2 separate regions of the Homo sapiens genome follow, and region 1 is linked to region 2. Evidence: chromatin loops called from intact Hi-C (ENCODE). Cell type or tissue: CD4-positive, alpha-beta T cell. All regions are shown on one strand. Links, peaks and the distances in the headings refer to the core of each region. The heading gives the core; the rest is flanking DNA.

What was found. A loop is a pair of places that touch in the nucleus more often than their neighbours do. Peaks named below come from ENCODE experiments on the same cell type or tissue, not always from the same donor. Only the 100,000 strongest peaks of a DNase experiment are listed, where the experiment ranks them.
Region 1: a loop joins it to region 2, with 9 times the contacts of the local background. A loop is called at or near these places in 25 of 110 quality-filtered maps.

What each region holds. Positions count from the first base shown.
Region 1 is chrX:53,828,160-53,838,461 of GRCh38, forward strand. No RefSeq gene overlaps it. Among named protein-coding and RNA genes, the nearest start is that of HUWE1, 150 kb to the left of the region's middle. In CD4-positive, alpha-beta T cell, for the core only: CTCF peaks have their summits at 3,901 (motif pointing left) and 4,108; a DNase peak (open chromatin) is centred at 3,932.
Region 2 is chrX:53,673,429-53,683,730 of GRCh38, forward strand. HUWE1 (HECT, UBA and WWE domain containing E3 ubiquitin protein ligase 1) reads right to left here. Exons shown (of 84, transcript NM_031407.7): 3 at 6,621-6,758. Among named protein-coding and RNA genes, the nearest start is that of HUWE1, 8.1 kb to the right of the region's middle. In CD4-positive, alpha-beta T cell, for the core only: no CTCF peak of the experiment used is centred there; a DNase peak (open chromatin) is centred at 5,443; H3K27ac peaks cover 88 bases.

The DNA of each region.
Region 1 (10,302 bases), core at 771-8,770, 150 kb after region 2:
AGTAGGATATTGAAGTTTCCTAATATTATTATATTATAGTCTATCTCTGTCTTTGGATCTATTAACATTAGCTTTATATATGTAGGTGCTCCAATGTTGTATGCATATATATTTAAAATTGTTATATCTTCTTGATAAATTGTTTCCTTTATCATTATATAACGACCCTCTTAGTCTCTGTATTAGTCCATTCTCATATTGCTATACAGAAATACCTGAGACTGGGTAATCTATAAAGAAAAGAAGTTTAATTGGCTCACAGTTCTGCAGGCTGTACAGGATGCATGCTGCTGGCATCTGCTTGGCTTCTGGGGAGACCTCAGGAAACTTACAATCATGGCAGAAGGCTAAGGCAGAGCAGTCATGTCACCAGAGCAAGAGCAAGAGCAAGAGAGAGAGGGCCAGAGTTGCCACACACTTTTAAACAACCAGATCTCACAAGAACCCACTCACTATCACAAGGACAGTATCAAGGGGGATGGTGCAAAACCATTCATGAGAAATCCTCTGCCATGATCCAAAAACCTCCCATTAGGCCGCACCTCCAACATTAGGGATTACAATTCAACATGAGATTTGGTGGGGACACAGATCCAAACAATATCAGTCTTGTTTTAGTTTTTGACCTAAAGTTTATTTTTTCTTAAATAAGTATCACTACCCCTGTTCTCTTTTGGTTTTCATTTGCATAGAATGTCTTTTCCCATCCTTTCACTTTCAATCCATGTGTGACCTTAAAAGTTAAGTGAGTCTCTTCTAGGGAACACATAGTTGGGTCTTGTTTTTTATTCATTCAGTCACTCTATGCCTTTTGATTGGAGAATTTAATCAAGATAATTATTGATAGATAAGAACTTCTACTGCTATTTTGTTGTTTTTCTGTTTTTTGTTTTTGTTTTTGTTTTTTTCTGAGACAGAATTTTGCTCTTGTTGCTCAGGCTGGAGTGCAATGGCACTATATCAGCTCACTGCAACCTCCGCCTCCCAGGTTCAAGCGATTCTCCTGCCTCAGCCTCCCTAGTAGCTGGGATTGCAGGCACCCACCACCACGCCTGGCTAACTTTTGTATTTTTAGTAGAGAATGGATTTTGCCATGTTGGCCAGGCTGGTCTCAAACTCCTGACCTCAGGTGATCCGCCTGCCTTGGCCTCCCAAAATGCTGGGATTACAGGCATGAGCCACCGTGCCTGGCCTTTCTGGTTATTTTATAGAGCCTTTGTTCTTTTCTTTCTCTTGCTGTCTTCCTTTATGATTAGATTATTTTCTCTAGTAGTATACTTTGATTACTTACTTTTTATCATTGTATATCTACTATAGGTTTCTGTTTTGTGGTTACCATGAGGCTTACATAAAACATCTTACAGATGGAACAAGCTAGTTTGAGCTGATGACAACTTAACTTTGATCACATTAAACAATTGTAAACTTTAACTCCACCCTGCACACATTTTATGTGTACAATGATACAATTTACGTCTTTTATATTGTATATCCCTTAACAAATTATTGTAGCTATTATGTTTTTAAGCTTTAAAAACACTGATCATATTTCAGATTATTGCACACTGAGATGGTCTTTCTGCCAGCACTTCATGGTTACACCGTATCATTTGCAACTGTGCTTTTGTATGGCTTTTTAAAAAAGTTTTATTTTTAATTTCCAATAATAATTGTATGTACTTATGGGGTACAATGTAATGTTTTGATACTTGTATACATGTGGAATAATCAAATCAGGCTAATTAGTATATACATCACATCAAATATTTATTATTTCTTTGTGGGAAGAAGATTGATTGATTGATTGATAGAGACAGGGTCTTACTATGTTGCCCAGGCTGGTCTCAAAGTCCTCAACTCAAGTGATCCTCCCACCTCAGCTTCTCAAAGCACTGGGATTACAGGCCTGAGCCACCATGCTTGGCTGAAAGAACATTTTAAAATCTTCTCTTTTAGCTATTCTAAAATATACATTAGTATTAACTGTAGTCCCCATGCTGTGCAATGGTACGCCAGAACTTATTAGTCTAACTGTAACATTGTAACCATTGACCAACATCTCCCCTTTGCCTGTCCATTCCCACCCCTTTCCCCCCAGCATCTGGTAACCACCATTCTACTCTCTACTTCTAGGAGTTAAACTCTTTTAGAGTCCAGATAAAAGTGAGATCATATGGTTTCTGTCTCTCTGTGCCTGGCTTATTTCACTTAACGTAATGTTCTCTAGGTTTATTCATTCATTCACGTTGTTACAAATAGAATCTCCTGTTCTTTTAAGGGTGAGTAGTATTCAATTGTGTGTGTGTGTATATATATATATATATGACATCGTTAAAATTTATTCATCCTTTTATGGTCACTTAGGTTTTTTCCATATCTTGGCTATTGTGAATAATGCTGCAATGAACATTAGAGTGCAGACATCTTTTTGACATACTGATTTCAATTCCTTTGGGCATATACCCAGTAGTGGGATTGGTGTATCATATAGTAATTCTATTTTTAGTTTTACTTTTTTTAGGGGGCGGCCTTAAGTCATGTGTTTATTTTTTTCATTTTACTTTTAGTTGACACATAATAATTATACATATTTATGTGGCACAGTGTAGTACTTTGATACATGAATACAACGTGTAATGATTAAACCAGGTTCATTAGGATAGCCATCACCTCAATCGTTTATCATTTCTTTGTGTTGGGAACATTAAAAATTCTCTTTTCTAGCTTTTAAACATATACAATAAATTATTGCAAACTATATTCACCCTATAGTGCTATAGAACACTAGAACTTATTCCTCCCATCTAGCTATAATTTTGTTTCTGTTAACTAGCTTTTCCCTACCCTACCTTCCTCCCTCCCCTTTCCAGCTTTTAATGACCATGATTCTACCTTCTACTTTTATAAGCTGAATTTTTTTAGCTCCCACATATGAGTGAGAATTTCTGGCATTTATCTTTCTGTACCTGACTTATTTCACTTAACATTATATCCTATCCTCCAGGTTCATCCAGGTTGCCATGAATGACAGAATTTCATTCATTTTCATAGTTGAATAGTATTCCACTGTGTATATGTACCACATTTTCTTTATCCACTCATCTGCTGATGGACATTTAGGGTGATTACAAATTTTGGCTATTGTGAACAGTGCTGCAATAAACGTGAGGTTGCAGAGATCTCTTTGATATATTGATTTACTTTCTTTTGGATAAATACCCAGCAGTGGGATTTACGGATTATATGGTAGTTCTATTTTTAGTTTTTTGAGAAACTTCCACACTTTTTTTCCATAATGGCTGCACTACTTTACATTCCCAACAACAATGTATAAGAGTTCCCTTTTCTCCACATCCTTATCCACATTTGTTATTTTTTGTCTTTTTGTTTTTGTTTTCTTTTTTTTTTTGCTTTCCACATATTCTAATTTGTCTTTTTGATAATAGCCATTTTAACTGGGGTGAGATGAAGTTTCATTGTGGTTTTGATCTGCATTTCTCTGATTAGTGACGTTGGGCATTTTTTCATATACCTTTTGGCCATTTGCATGTCTTCTTTTGAGAAATGTCAATTCAGATCATTTGCCCATATTTTAATTGTATTATTATTGGGTTTTTTGCTGTCGTTATTTGAGTTCCTTATATATTCTGGTTACTAATCCCTTGAGAGCCTCTCAAACCTTTACTGTGGATGTGCATGCTCACAGTTATACACATTCTCCCAATCTCATAGAGTCCTGTTGGCAACAGTAAGCTACCTTCTTTTTCCTAGGGCAGTACACTGAAAGGCTGTAACATTGGATGCATGCTCCACTCCTCTCCCTCCCTCCTGAGGAAGAAGTCTCGGGGTCCCGTTCCTTCTCCTGATCCTACAGAACTGTACTGGCTGCGGTATGCTGTCCACCTTTTATCTTTTCTCTTGGCTGCCCCCAGGTGTTCAAACTATGCCAGTTCCCTCAGAAATCTCATACTGGAGATTGGTTGAGATAGGACAGAAACAGGTCCCTCAGGTAGTGCCTCAAAATACTAAGGATGTTGAATGCATGTTCCACTACATCTTCCTCCTGAAGAAGAAGTCGTGGGCTGAGACCATCTCTCTCAGCACTGAGCTGGCCCAGTGTAAGGGGGTGGCTTACGCAGGTAAAGTGAAATTCCTTTTCTTACTTGTTTCAATGTGGCTGTTACTGATTTTGTGCTTTTTTGAAGAACGACAATTTCTTAACTGGATTCTGAATTACTAATAAAGGTATTTTGGTCTCTGTATTGTTAAATTGGTGTTTCTGTGGTGGGATCAGGGCTAGGACTTCCTATTCTGCCACTTTGCTGACATCACTCCTAGATCTTACTTATCTAATAGAAACACTTACAAGCATATATTTCCATCTAAGCACTATTTTTACTAAATCCCATAAAATTTAATTTGTTGTGTGTTTCATTTTCATTTTGTTCAAAACAGTTTTCTAATTTCCCTTATGATTTATTTCTTTACCCATGGATTATTTGGAGTGTGTTGTTTAATTTCCAAATTTTTATTGATACATAATATTTGTACATATTTATGAGGTACATGTGATATTTTGTTACCTGCATGTATGTGTAATGATCAAGTTGGAGTATTTAGGGTATGCATCACCTCAAGTATTTATCATTTCTATGTGTTGGGGACATTACAAGTCCTCTCTTCTAGCTATTTTGAAATATACAATACATTGTTGTTAACTGTAGTTATCCTACTCTGTTATTGAACATTGGAACTTATTCCTTCTGTATAACTGTATGTTTGTACCCATTAACCAACCTCTCGGTTCATCTCCCTAACACATATCCTTCTCAACCTCTAATATATATCATTTTACTTTCTACCTCCAGATCAACTTTTTTAGCTCCCACATATGGGTGAGAACATGTGATATTTGTATTTTGGTGGTTGGTTTATTTCACTAAGCATAATGACCTCCAATACCATCCATGTTGCTATAAATGACATGATTTCATTTTTTATGGCCAAATAATATTATACTGTGTATACATACCACATTTTCTTTATCCATTCATCTGTTGATGGACACTTACCTTGAGTCTATATCTTTGCTATTGTAAGCAGTCCTGCAATAAACATGGGGGGGTGCAGGTATTCTTTAATATGCTAATTTAATTTCCTTTGGATAAATACCCAGTAGTGGGATTGCTAGATCATATCTTAGTTCTATTTTTAGTTTTTTGAGAGATCTCCATACTGTTTTTCATAGTGGCTGTATTAATTTACATTTCCACCAACAATGTATAAAAATTTCCAAGCCAGGCACCATGGCTCACGCCTGTAATCCCAGCACTTTGGGAGGCCGAGGCGGGTGGATCACCTGAGGTCAAGAGTTCAAGACCAGCCTGGCCAACATGGTGAAACCCTGTCTCTACTAAAAATACAAAAAAATTAGCCAGGTATAGTGGCGGGCACCTATAATCCCAGCTACTTGGGAGGGAGGCTGAGGCAGGAGAATTGCTTGAACCCGGGAGGCGGAGGTTGCAGTGAGCTGAGATTGTGCCACTGCACTCCAGCCTGGGCAACAGAGTGAGACTCCGTCTCAAAAAAAAAAAAAATTTCCTGTTCTTCACATCTTTGCTACCATTTGTTGTTTTTTGCCATTCTAACTGGGGTAAGATTAATTTGCATTTCCCTGATGATTAGCGATGTTAAGCATTTTTTACATATAAAATTAGCAATGTTGAGCATTTTTTACATATAATTATTGGCCATTTGTATGTCTTCTTTTAAAAAATGCCTATGCATGTCTTTTGCCCACTTTTTAATGGGATTATTTTTTGTTATTTTTAAATGGTTTGTGTTTCTTGTATATTCTTGATATTAGTCCTTGTCAGATAAATAATTTGCAAATATTTTCTGCCATTTAACAGTTTGTCTCTTCACTCTGTTGATTGTTTCCTTTGCTATGTAGAAGCTTTTTTTTTTTTTTTTTTTTTGAAACAGTCTCACTCTGTCACCCAGGCTGGAGTGCAGTGGTGCAATCTTGGCTCACTGCAACCTCCGCCTCCTGGATTCAAGCTATTCTGCTACAGCCTCCTGAGTAGCTGGGACTACAGGTGCGTGCCACCATGCCAGGCTAATTTTTGCATTTTTAGTAGAGACGGGGTTTCACCATATTGGCCAGGCTGGTCTTAAACTCATGACCTCGTGAGCCCCCGCCTCGGCCTCCCAAAGTGCTGGGATTACAGGCGTGAGCCACCGCACCTGGCCTGCAGAAGCTTTTTAGTTTAATATAGTCCCGTTTGTCTATTTTTGTTTTTGTTTCCCAGGCTTTTGAGGTCCTGGCCATAACATCTTTGTCTAGACCAATGTCCTGAAGTTTTCCTCCTATGGTTGCTTCTAGTGGTTATAGAGATTCAGGTCTTATGTTTAAGTATTTAATCCGTCTTAAGTTAATTTTTTAATATGGTGAAAGATAGGGGTGCAGTTTCATCTTTCTGCATATGGATATGCAATTTCCCCAGCATCTTTATTGAAGAGAAAAGTGTTCTTTCCCCAACGTATGTTCTTGGCACCTTTGTTGAAAATCAGTTGGCTGTAAATATGTGGATTTATTTCTGTGTCTCGATTCTGCTCCATTAGTCTGTGTGTCTGTTTTTATGCCAATACCATGCTGTTTGGGGTAATATAGCCTCGTAATATATGTTGAGGTCAAGTAGCGTAATGCCTTCAGCTTTGTTCTTTTTTGTTGGGATTTCCTTGGCTATTTGGGGTCTTTTGTGATTCCATACAAGTTTTAGAAATGTTTTTTCTATTTCTATGAAAAAAATGACTTTAGTATTTTGATAAAGATTGCATTAAATCTGTAGATTGCTTTGGATAGTATGGTCATTTTAATGATATTAATTCTTCCGATCCAAGAGCATGGGATACCTTTCCATTTATTTGTGTCCTCTTCTATTTCTTTTATCACTGTTTTGCAGTTTTCCTTGTGGAGATCTTTCACCTCCTTGGATAAACTTATTCCTAGGTATTTTTGTACCTATTTTAAATGGGATTGCCTTCTTGATTTCTTCCTCAGCTGGTTTCATTGGTGTATGGAAATGCTACTGATTTTTGTTAGTTAATTTTGTGTCTGTGACTTTCCTTAGGTTTTTCTATGTATAAGATTATGTCACATGCAAAGAAGGACGATTTGACCTCCTCTTTTCCAATTTGGATGCTTTTTACTTCTTTCCCTTCTGTTATTATGCTGGCTAGGACTTCCAGTACTATGTGAAGTGGTGGAGTGGTGAAAGTGGGCATCCTTGTCTTGTTCCATTTCTTAGAGAAAAGGATTTCAGCTTTTCTCCATTCAGTGTGATGTTATCTGTTGGTTTGTCATACATGGCCTTTATTATGTTGAGATATGTTCCTTCTATGCCTAGTTTCTTGAGAGTTATTTATCATGAAATAACAACGAATTGTATCAAATGCTTTTTCTATTGAGATGATCTTATAGTTTTGGTGCTTCATTCTGTTGATGTGATATGCATCTGTTAAATCACCCTTGCATCCCTGGGATAAATCTCAATTGATCATGGTGCACTATATTTTTAATGTTCTGTTGGATTCAGTTTGATAGTATTTTCTTGAGCATTTTTGCTTCTATGTTCATCAGGGATATTGGCCTCTAGTTTTTTATTTGTTGTTGTTGCATCCTTGTCTGGTTTTGGTAACAGGGTAATGCTGGCCTTGTAGAATGAGACGGAAAATCCTCTTGTCTTCCGTCTTTTGGAATAGTTTGAGGAGCTTTGGTGTTAGTTCTTCTCTGTATATTAGGTAAAATTTGGCAGTGAAGACATCTGGTCTAGTCTTTTTTGTTGTTGTTTTGCGGAGACTTTTTTTTATTACTAGCTTAATCTCATTACTTGTTATTGGTTTGTTTCAGTTTCCTATTTCTTTCTGATTCAATCTTAGTAGGTTTATTGATTTTTTTCTTTTTCTTTTTTCTTTTTTTTTTTTTTTTGAGATGGAGTTTCACTCTTGTCGCCCATGCTGGAGTGCAATGGCGTGTTCTCGGCTCACTGCAACCCCCGCCTCTCGGGTTCAAGCGATTCTCCTGCCTCAGCCTCCCGAGTAGCTGGGATTACAGGCACCCGCCACCATGCCCGTCTAATTTTTTTGTATTTTTAGTACGGGGGGGTGGTTTCACCATGTTGGCCAGGCTGGTCTCGAACACCTGAACTCAGGTGATCCACCCGCCTCAGCCTCCCAAACTGCTGGGATTACAGGCATGAGCCACCGTGCCTGGTCCAATTTTGGCAGGTTTTATTTCTCCAGGAATTTATCCATTTCCTCTAGGTTTTCCAGTTTGTTAGTGTATCACTTTATAATAGTCTCTGATGCTCTGTTATATTTTTGTGTTATAAGTGAAGGTGTCTTCTTTTTATTTTCGATTTTAATTGTATCTTTTTTTTTTTTGAGACGGAATCTTGCTCTGTCGCCCAAACTGGAGTGCAGTGATGCGATCTCAGCTCACTGCAACCTCCACCTCCCGGGTTCAAGTGATTCTCCTGCCTCAGCCTTCCGAGTAGCTGAGATTATAGGTGTGCACCACCATGCCTATCTAATTTTTGTATTTTTAGTAGAGACGGGGTTTCATCATGTTGGCCAGGCTGGTCTTGAACTCCTCACCTCAGGTAATCCACCCACCTCGGCCTCCCAAATTGCTGGGATTACAGGCGTCAGCCACTGCGCCCGGCCTGTATCTTCTGTCTTTTTATCTTGGTTAGTCTAGCTACAATTTAACGATTTTGTTTATCTTTTCCAAAAACCAACTCTTTGTTTTGTTGATCCTTTGTAGTGTGTGTGTGTGTGTGTCTAATTTTTTTTTTTTTTTTTTTTTTTTTTTGAGACGGAGTCTCGCTCTTTCACCCAGGCCGGAGTGCAGTGGCGCGATCTCGGCTCACTGCAAGCTCCGCCTCCCGGGTTCACGCCATTCTCCTGCCTCAGCCCCCCAAGTAGCTGGGACTACAGGCGCCCGCCACCGCGCCCGGCTAATTTTTTGTATTTTTAGTAGAGACGGGGTTTCACCGTGTTAGCCAGGATGGTCTCGATCTCCTGACCTCGTGATCTGCCCACCTCGGCCTCCCAAAGTGCTGGGATTACAGGCGTGAGCCACCGCGCCCGGCAATGTGTGTCTAATTTTTTAAGTTTTGCTATGCTCTTTATTATTTCTTTTCTTCTAATTTTGGATTTGGTTCTTTCCTGCTTTTCTATTTCTTTGAAGTGCATCATTAGATTGTTTATTTAAAATCTTTTTGCTTTTCTAATGAAGGTGCTTATTGTTATAAACTTCCCTCTTAGTGCTGCTTTTGCCATACCCCATAGGTTTTGATATGTTGAGTTTTAATTCTCACTTGCTTTTTTCTTAATTTTTAGTTTCTGTGGGTATGTGGTAGGTATATATTTTGGGGGCACATAAGATATTTTGATGCAGGCATCTAGTATGTAATATTCACATCAGGGTAAATGGTGTATCCCAATTTTCATTTATTTTAATAAATTTTTGATTGCCTCCTTAATTTCTCAAATATTATTCAGGAGCATGTTGTTTAATTTCCATGTATTTATACAGTTGCCAAATTTGCTCTTGTTATTGATTTCTAGTTTTATTCCATTGAGGTCTGAGAAGATACCTGATATAATTTCAAATTTTTAAAAATTATTGAGACTTGTTTTGTGGCCTACAATATGGTCTATCCTGGAGAATACTTCATGTGCTGAGAAGAATGTGTATTTTGTAGCTGTTGGATGATATGCTCTGTAAATATCTGTTCGGTCCATTTGGTCTATAGTGCCAATTAAGTTCAATGTTTCATTGTTGATTTTCTGAATAGATCTGTGTAATGTTGACACAGCGGGGTTGAAGTCCTATTATTGTATTGGAATCTATCTCTCCCTTTAGATCTAATATTTTCTTTATATATCTGTTCCAGCATTAGGTGCATATATGTTTAGAATTATTACATCGTCTTGCAGAATTGATCCCTTTATCATTATATAATGACCTTCTTTGTGCCTGTTTACTGTTTTTGGCCTAATGTCTGTTTTATCTGATGTAAGTATAGCTACTCTGCTTGCTTTTGGTTTCTGCTTACATGGAATATCTTTTTCCATCCCTTATTTTCAGTCTATATGTGTCTTTATAGGTCAGATGAGTCTCTTATAGGTAACATATAGTTGAGTCATGTTTTGCTATCCATTCAGCCATAACTTTTAAGTGAAAATTTTCATTTATTTACATTCAAGATTATTATCAACATGCAAAGGATTATT
Region 2 (10,302 bases), core at 988-8,987:
ATACACACCTTATACATACAGCCTGAAGGTAATTTTACACAATTTCTCGTATAAATTTAGGTGGCACAAGTACAGTTCTGTTACATGGGTATATTGTGCAGTAGTGAAGTCTAGACATTTAGTGTAACCATCACCCAAATAATGTTCGTTGTACCCTATACAATATTTTTAATAATTCTGCTCATGAAACAAAGTGTTAAGTACTTAGGCGTAGAATTTTCCACTTGTGGCATCGTGTTGAAACTCATTTTGGGGCATTTTGAATTTTGGATTAGGGACACTCAACTTGTGTTACTTCCAACTCCACAAAAAAATGTAAGGCAAAAATAAATGTTAAAAATGATCAATTCTGGAGTGGGGGTAGGGACAGGGATTGTTGTATTATTCTCTGTACTTCTCAGTATATTTTTCAGAAGTAGAAATGCACATATTACAGAAAAAGGTAAAGTTCCCCACGATCCCTCCTCCCAAATAAAGTTGTCAGTTTGCCATGGTTTTTTTTAAAACATAAATAGCATCACATAGTATGTACTCTCTTGCAACTTGCCAAAATTGCCTCCAAAATAGCTGTATCAATTTACGCCACTTGTAGGCAGTATTATAAGGCCAGACTCTTCCTTATACCTTTTACGATGACTTGATATTATCAAATTATTTTTTATCAATCTAATGACTAAAAATGACCTTATTTAAATTTGCATTTCTGATTATTAGTTTGAGTACCATTTCTTGTTAGTGGACGTTTTTAGTTTCCTATTCTGGGAAATGCCTATCCTTAAAATTTCCTACTAGATTTCTTTTCTTATTCCTTAAACACTACCCTTATCATTAAGATGTGAATACACCAAAATGTTAACAGTGACTAAACATTGTGGTGGAATTATGTATATCCTCTCCCCAAATATGCACACATTTTCTAGTTTTTCCTGAATTCAGTGATTAAAAACTAGAAAATGATAAAATGGATGAAAAAAATCCTTTTAGACAAAAGCATTAACTTTCAGGATACTCTACTACAGGTTACCCTTAAGGAGGTCATAAAATCTAGCTCAAAGAAATAAATGCATCTAAAGAGTAAGTCTTGTGAAGAAATGAAACAATAATGGTTTGAGACTATTGATTCATTTGGGGTACGTTTAACTAACTTATTTGTATAGCATTTTTGAATTCATGAAGTACTTTTCATTTATCTTGCTTAACCCTAACAAAACTCTGTGACATTCTCTGATGCCTTCTTGTAAACTGCTATAGCACATTTTGTTCATTCCTCATATTACCATACTGACCCTTTTGTGTGATTTGCAAGTCTCCTTCCCCTAGACCACACTGTCCTACATTCTCCAGTCACTTATCTTTGTATTCCCAGGATGTAGCTGCAATGACTACGTCCTCAATAAATATTTGTTAAATGAATATCACCATCTTCATTTAAAGGATGAGGAAACTGGCTCAGTGATGAGGTAATTTGCCCCAAGTAACATAGCTACTAAGTATTTTATATAAATTATAATGACCTTATCTTCGTACTTTACAAGCATTTAAAAATACATCATCTCGCTTTAATGCTCACAGCAACCTATGAAATAGGCTTTCCGATTACTGTTTTATAGATAAGAATGGAAATTTAGTGATATACCCTAGGCCCACTCGAATCCTAGTTTATATGAAGTACAGCTGTTTCTTTACATTGTACTTGATCACTACCTGGGTATGGGAGCCTCTATTTTTATGTACCAAGTACATTAAGGGTAGGGTATAGGGGAGGAAAGATGGAAGTAAGGCAGTTTAAAGGCACAGGAAAGAGGCTGGAGCCCAGGTGTACAGGCCCATCTAAAGACCATAAACTGGTATTGTAATGTCAACTGCACATGCCACTCTGAAATCCAATATTGGCCCAAAGGTTTTTCTTGATATTACCCTGTATTAATAGAAGACAATTGTTGGCTTTCTCACATATCAGCAGTCTCAAAGGCTGGGGAGGCACACAGAATTAGGAAAGCTGTGAGAAACAATGGACAGGCTATATCATGCATAGACAGTGCAGGGGAAGAAATGATGACACAAAGGAAAAGGCTAAGGAACTTTAAACATGATTTCACAGTCCTTAACTCGACTGTGAGTTTCTCAAGGGCAGAGACCAAGTCTCATTCATTTTATGTCCCTTACTCCTTATACTTAGCAACATTCAGTAAATGTTATGTTAAAAGAAAAAAAAAGATATATTAAGCTAAAAACTGAACAATGACTTCCATTTATTCAGCAGCACTTATTACATGCCACAAACTATACTTTAGATATTATGTGTAATGTTTAAAAAAATAAGATTTACCTGTTTGCTGACCTGCCATGCATGGTGCTGCCCAAATGTGTTAACAGTGGTGATACTGATGACTATTAGGAATACTTATTATAGGTTACTAAGGTTACAACAGAACCTTGAACACCTTGAATAGGAGGGGCCAGTATAGACGGAGAGAGATCAAGGTAACCAATGTAATACACATTACAGAACTAGCTAAGACCCTTCAGAGGGTATAAATGTGACTCCTAAGGAGTTCCAAAGTGAAAAACTACTCTATGGAACATTCAGTTATCACTGGCCAAAGTCTCAGACCCAAAATAACTCAAGAACAAACCCTATCCTGCCTCACCACTGATGATCCCACACAGACCTAAAGGGTCCAGACACATTTTGTTAAATGGCCATTATTTTCACCACCCTGACTGCCCACCTCTGAGCTGTTGAAGGAGTTAAGTAAAATAGTACATTAAATAAATTACCATCTACTGATCACCTACCATGTACTAACACCTTACATTTTCTCTTTAATTCCAATAACCATATGAATAAGGTATTTCCCCCCACATCATAACTGATATAGGTTAACTTGCCCAAACTGACAGACCTAGTAAGTGGCCAGGCCCCAAATCCGGAACTGCCTGGGCTCCATGATCTTCCTATGATTATCAAGGCTTCTCAAACCTTTCCACCTTAACTCTAATAAAAAGGTAGAGAAGAATGAAGAGGCAGGCTAGGGAGGTTAAGTGGAAAGAGAAAAGTGGAACTTGATAGAAAGTTCCAAGCTACCCTTGGCAAAAACAGAATTTCTTTTGACTTCACCTTTTATCTTAATCCCATTAGCTAATTCCAGGTCTGGGGCAGAAATGCACAAGAATGCGCCTGGAAACATCTTGACATACCAGATAGCAAGGAAGCTATCAAAGACTACTAGAGAGCATGTCAGTAAGAATCAGGAGCCAACTTTAAGAGAGTTCCACTAGCCACAAGAAGGGCAATTTGAACTTCGCTAAGGATCAGAACTGCAATGTATTGAAACCCATCAAATGTTTACATCTATGGATGCATAGTTATATATACACTTATATGTGTAACCTTTTGAAGATGACAGGGGACCAATTCATCATCTTGAAAGCAATGTTTTAAAAAATTGAGTATTTATCCTGCTCTTCCTATATAAACTATATTGCTGAGTAACCAAATAAAAGATGAGGGGAAACAAAATTATTCCAGCTAACAGATGAAAACAAAATGATAGCATCAGAACGTCACCATTTTGTAGCCCCCCAACAAATTAATGGATCCAAAAAATTCAAGTCATCGTAACATAATCAATGTTGTGAATGAACACCCCCCCACCCCACCCCCCCGCAATATATTTGCCAAAGGGAACGAACCTGAAATTTATCAAGTCTCTGGATCCAGCTGCCAATTTGCAGGAAATAGAGAAGTATCACCTGGGAACTTATCAGAAATGCAAAATCTGGGGCCCCTCCTAGATCTACAGAATCAGAAACTCTGGGAGTGGGGACCAGCCAATCTTTTAGGAAGTCCTCTAGGTGATTCTGATGTTCCCTAAAGTTTCAGAACCATTGTTCTAAGCACTTTATATGCATTAACTCAGCTAAATTTCTTCAGAACTCTATAAGGCAGGCAGTATTATCATCATTTTACAGATGAAGGACCGTGTGGCACAAAGCAGTTAAGTAATTTGCACAACATGACACACCTGGTAAGAAATGGGAGTCAGAACTTGAACTCTGTGAATCTAGCTCCAGAGTCCATGTTCTTAATCGCTGTGCTGAAAGGTCTTTCCACCTGTAAGAACTCAATTGTCAGAATGCCGTAATAAAGAATATTGGAAGTTTAAAAAAAAAAAAAAAAAAAGCAAAGACCAGGAGAAACATGCCTCACTATAAAATAGACAGGAATATAAGAAAATAATCATAGCAAATAATGTACCCAAAGTAATCTTCCAAAATCATTCCAAAACATTAACAGCCACCAAATGTAATATACCCACGCACTTCTGGGGCAATTATCTCTGATATCTAATCACAAGGACCTAAAACCTGGATTGTGCTAAAGGTGGTACATAAATTCATGACAGTATCCTCAGACTCATCAATCTTTTAAATCTAAATGGTTATAGTGAAAGGTCATTCCAGAATAATTCATCTCCCTACTTTTAGTCACCATTTACTTAATGACTACTGAAAGGAAAAACTGCTGTCTTTCAATACCTAAGATTATACCATCAGAATCTCAGAGTTGAAGAATTTTAACATTCATCTAGTTCAATCAGCAATCCAGACTGAATCAGATCTACAATCCCAATCTCCACGTAATGGTACATTCATAATAAATTAAAACATTCCAACTTTCTGTAAAATCACATTATGGGATCATTCTATGCCACCAACTGTAATTTTTAAAGCCAAATGACTAAAAACTTTTAAAGAGAACTTAAAAGTTGAAAATGCTCAGGTTAACAGCCCAAACAAAACCTACAGTTGTTTTACTCATAGAGCCACTTCTTCACTACCTGAAAGGATTTCTATATCCAGAAGACCAAGCTGGTCAACAAGTACATCAAGTTTTAACAACACCACCTATGAAACATCAAACGACTTAAAAGTTGAGTTATTCCTGACATTAACATATATAAACATCTAGTAACCAGTCGTTGAGGAAACAACGAATAATACAGCAAAACACCAAAAGCCCAAGTACTTATGAATATCAACCTTATAGATAGTGAGATCATCATAAAGCAGCCTAAAAGTCCTTAAAGGACTTTATGCTAAGGAAACATAAATTTCAGATGAAATGAAATGAAAAATCACAGTAGGAAAACTAAGGTTGTGTATAATAGCTGAAAATCAACATGTAAGTAGAAGCTCTCAAAAACTGTTTTAGTATTGCCATTTCAAGAACTGTATGACAGCCAGGAACTCATTATTAGGTCTTAATAGCTTAGAAGTTATGGGTCAGAACAGCTGAGACACTAACATCAAAAGAATAAAAAGCAACATTATAAAGTAGTATAAAAATAACTAAATCACCTAAGGAAATTGAAACCATGCATGAAAAACCCCAAAGGCACAATCAGGTCATTAGGAAACACTAGCTTCTTCCACCAGGAGGCCTACTTTTCATGTGGAGCAATGAGCAAGGCCAAGACATGGAACTGAAGTCAGGTATCAAATCAGACTTTGCCACAGAAAAAGGAATCCATGACTAGTTATTTTAGGATAGTGCCTATGACAGCACTATCAACTCCAACTAGGATACAGGAGATTATAGCCATTGTTCCATTATAATGGGTCCTCCAGGGTCTTTAATTGAGCAAGAATGGGTTAGACACCACTACTGGGCTGTAATCCCCAAATATGGGGGGCGGGAAACTATATATAGGACAATTTCTTCAACAAATAAATTGGAAGAAAAAAAAAACAAAAGACAGAACCTGCAGATTAAAATAGATTTAACAGCTGTATCAATGCTTTGCAATAAATGTGCTTTCTCAGGATCCTGATTCAAACAAACTGTAAAAGAAAAAAAACAAAGCTTAAAAAAAAATCAGAAATCTGAACATTTTATATTTGATATTTTTAAATATCTGTTAATTTTTTCAGTTGTGATAATAGTTTTGATCTTATATTTAAAGAGCCCTTGCCTTTTAGAAATACAAACAAGTATTTTACAAATAAATATGACAGGGATTTATTCCAATATAATCCATTGAGGGGGGCAGTGGTTAGAAGTATAGATGAAACAGGCTGGGCCTGGTGGCTCACGCCTGTAATCCCAACACTTTGGGAGGCCAAGAAGGGAGGATGGCTTGAGCCCAGGAGTTTGTGACCAGTCTAGGCAACACGATGAAACCCCATCTCAATTTAAAAAAATTAAAAAAAACCAAACAAACAGAAGTATAGATGAAATAGAATGTGCAAGTTGATACTATTAAAGCTGGTGATGGGTAAGTGGGGGGATTATTATACTATTCAATGTTTGCATGTTTGAAATTTTTCGTAACTTTAATAAGAACTGGTTAGACATAATGACTTGCAATTTTATTTTTTGAACGATGCCTAGGGTGATTTAAAAAATCATGTACAGACATCATTCATTTAAACAATTCCCTTTAATTCAGTAATGAGCTCCACTTTAAAAAAAGAAGCAACCAGTACCACATCAGATCCAGAGAATGGAAGAAACCAAAGTAGCTCCATTACAGAATGGGAATACATCCACCCCTACTATCTCCATTCCAGGAAGTAAAATACAAATACTTCCCACAAGATTTACAAAAACTAACCTAAAATCACAGCCAATCATACTCATCCTGGTGGGAAATTCCCCACACTGCTCCAACAGCTTCCCGAACCTTCCTGACCAAGTTGGCCTGCTGGTTTCTCTGGATCACTAACCCACTCAGGTCAGGCTGCTGGAGGACCTACAAAAAAAAAGTTGGGGGAGAGGAGTGAGATACACAACACATTTATTAGGGTGTGTGAGGAGGGTTAACCATTCTATTATGTTCAAACATAACTAGTTATTATTTCTAAAGCAATAGTCCTTACATATCTATTTGCATTTTTTAGGACCTGCTTTGAGAAGTAACTGAGGAATTCAGAACCAACAACTCTAATACTTCTAACGCTTAGACAACATTCCTGAAAACTGAGTTCTCAACCCAAATGAAATTATAGAAGACAGTTTATTTTTTAGACAAGTTTATACCCTCAATATAAACACTAAGGACGTATTTGTTTCATTGTTTCTGTGAAAAAAAACAACAACTGTACATATAAAAATTATTCTTCACCTTCATACATGCTTTTTGGCCATATTGGGAGACAAACGATAAACATCCTGGCAACTCAGGTTGAACTTTGCCATTGAACCTTAGACAAAGTTTTTATTTGGTATTGTCACTCCTTCCTCTCTTCTCAGAGATCTACCTAGAATAAGTTAAACTTTTAGGTCACACCTAGATTATCATTCCCAGATTTATTCTATTGCTCAATAAGGGTCAAATTGAAATTGAGGTTTAATAAATTTGTGATCACTGCTTAACCCACGGTAAAATGCACCAATGCAAAATCTCAAAACAGAAAGTGATTTCCTGCCCTCCAATGAAAATGGAAGAAAATTTTATTACCTACAAAGCACTTCAAATTAAATAAAGCAGTTTATTTCGAACTGAAGTTCGAAACTAGAGTCCACATACAGCTAATTGTGGGATGGTTACCTCCTGTAAATTTTAAATCCTAGTAAACTTTTCACCACGTTTCTACTTCAATTCCCATCACCCAGCCGAAGTAAAATAATGGGGATAGTTGTGCTTGTATTAAAGGGTTGTTGCTAGAATTAGTTAAAAAAAAAATTGTAAAATGCTACACTTTAATATTGGTCTAATCAATATATTAACAGTAAGGAAGCCTGTAATCTCAGCACTTTGGGAGGCCGAGGCGGGCGGATCACGAGGTCAGGAGATCGAGACCATCCTGGCCAACGTGGTGAAACTCCGTCTTTACTAAAAATACAAAAATTAGCTGGGCATGGTGGCGCGCGCCTGTAGTCCCAGCTACTCGGGAGGCTGAGGCAGGTAAATCGCTTGAACCCAGGAGGCGGAGGTTGCAGTGAGCCGAGATCGCGCCACTGCACTCCAGCCTGGCGAGAGCAAGACTCCATCTTAAAAAAAAAAAAAAAAAAGTAAGGAAAACTTTCTCCAAGTCAAATAGTCACATCTGTTTAATAAGTACGTTAGAAAATATAAAATGGCAATAACACAACAGGAAGTAGTGTATTAAAGAGCCAGCAGTAATTTGCTATGGAAAAGAAGCTGGGTATTCCAAATGATCTTTCTCTCTCGGACAGGAATTATCTTGCTCAGGTAAGAAGATGCCAAATAGCAGATCCCCACACTGATCTGAGGAACCAAACAAATGAGGGAGGTGAAAAGTAGCATGAATACTTCAAAACTAGCTAACAGAAGTTCCTTTTACCACTGTGAAATGCATGACACCAAATTACTTTTGTAGAGTGAATGACAGGACAGACTGCCTTTGAAGGAGTGGAAGAAATGAGTAGGCAGGGCATGAGGCACCCCTTCCAAAAGGTAGAACACTTGGGTGTGGTTCTTGACAGGAACATTATGGCTGGTGGTCATTCCAGGATAGTGATTACGCACTGAAATTCCTAGACCATTAGAAGGAAACAAAGAGTGGGAATCACGTTCAAACATCATGAACCACTGGAGATAAAAAGTTTGGCCTATGAGGAAAAAAAATATAAACGTTATAGATCTGGCCTAGAAATACACCAAGAATGTACAGTTAAAGAAACAAAAATCTCTTACTCTTTCCCAGGTCATAAAATTAGCATATGACACAGGTACATCTACCAATGCATTCTTACACCAAAAAGTAATCCTAATTTATTATGTGCCTACCATGAGCTAAACATTTTATTTTATTTTATTTTAACTAATTCTAGCAACAATCCTCTAATGTAAGCACAACTATTCCCATTATATAGATGAACTGAGAATCTGAAAATTTGCCCAAGGTCACAAGGTTCAATGTGAACCCAAAACACACCCAAAACACACACTATTAATTTCACCATACCAGACCGCCGCCTATGACTGGGGAATGTTGGTATCTCCTCAATCTATGCAACACTGGGGCTAAAAGAAAACAATGCTGAACATGTAATCTACAAAGGAGAAACAAATGATAGGGAATTAACTGCCTATAGTAACGGTGGCATGGGGGGAAGAGGAAATAAAGAACAGGGCAGACTGGGGGGCAGGACAATCAATGCTGTTTTCTAGTAAATGGAAGGGGTAAAATGTAGTGGAGCCTGAGAGGAGGGTTATCTTCCTTCTAAGGGATTCAGCTCCTGGAAAAGGAGTATGGGGAGTGGGGGATAGAAAGATTAAGAAGTGAGAAGCAGGTAAGAGGTGCTCAGCAGCAAAAATAGATGTCCACAGACCAAGAGGCTCCAGAAACTCAGAGCAAGGCAGGGAAAAGGGGCGGTTCCCAGGCTTGCAGGGGAAATGGAAGAGGCAGGGAAGACAGAAAGCGGGTTTACTGGAGAGTTATCCTCTACAGCCTTCTGAGGGGGAGGAATGAGGAAGGCAAGGCTAATGGCCGTAAACGAAAAGGCCACTTAAACTGCAATATCCAAACACCGACCCGTTCATAGTTTCGCTTAATAGTGGTTTAGCAGCATGCAGAGCTAAGAAATCCGGATCAGAGTCATACAAACATGAAGACTTGAGGAAATGGAAGGCTACTATGGCACCATCCACAAAGATGGAGTAAATGCAGGCAACAGGATAAGCTCTATTCAACGCCTGCGCCAAGGGGACCAATGGAAGGGGGAGACAGAGCGGGCTAGAGGACTTAGGCTAAACTCGAATTTAGAACTGGGGAAGGAGTCACAGGGAAAAGCTTTGACTCCCCCCTCCCTTAAATACCAGCCTCAACTATCCACGTAGATGAAGATTAGATGGGACGACAGAATTAGGAGGGGTGTGGGGAGAGGAGGAGGAGTACACCAGTGACACTACTGCTTGAACCCTAAGCCTTAGCTCTAAAACCGCGAGAGTTGGCGAAGATGACCCCACCTCGAGAAAAACCAGGGTATTCATCCGGGTCGTCGGAGGTGCTGAGAACGGAGGTTGGCCGGCAGAAAAGGTAGGGGAAAGGGGCCACTCTTCATTGGTTGCTCCTCTTTCCCACCGTTCAATTTAACCCCCAACCCCACTCCCCAGCGAACTCCAGACTCCCCTCCCACCCTTCCCAATCCGCCCACTGCGGCGGCGACAACGGAGGCGTTGACCGATCGGTGGGGCAAAGGCGGGCCCACACGCGGCCGAGGCCCAGGAAATGGTGTCGCCTCAACGGACAAGAAACGAGGTGGTCTTCGCCTCAGGTCTAGTTTACCGGCACCCCGGCGTTTCGCCAATCGTCACCTCCTTAACGCTG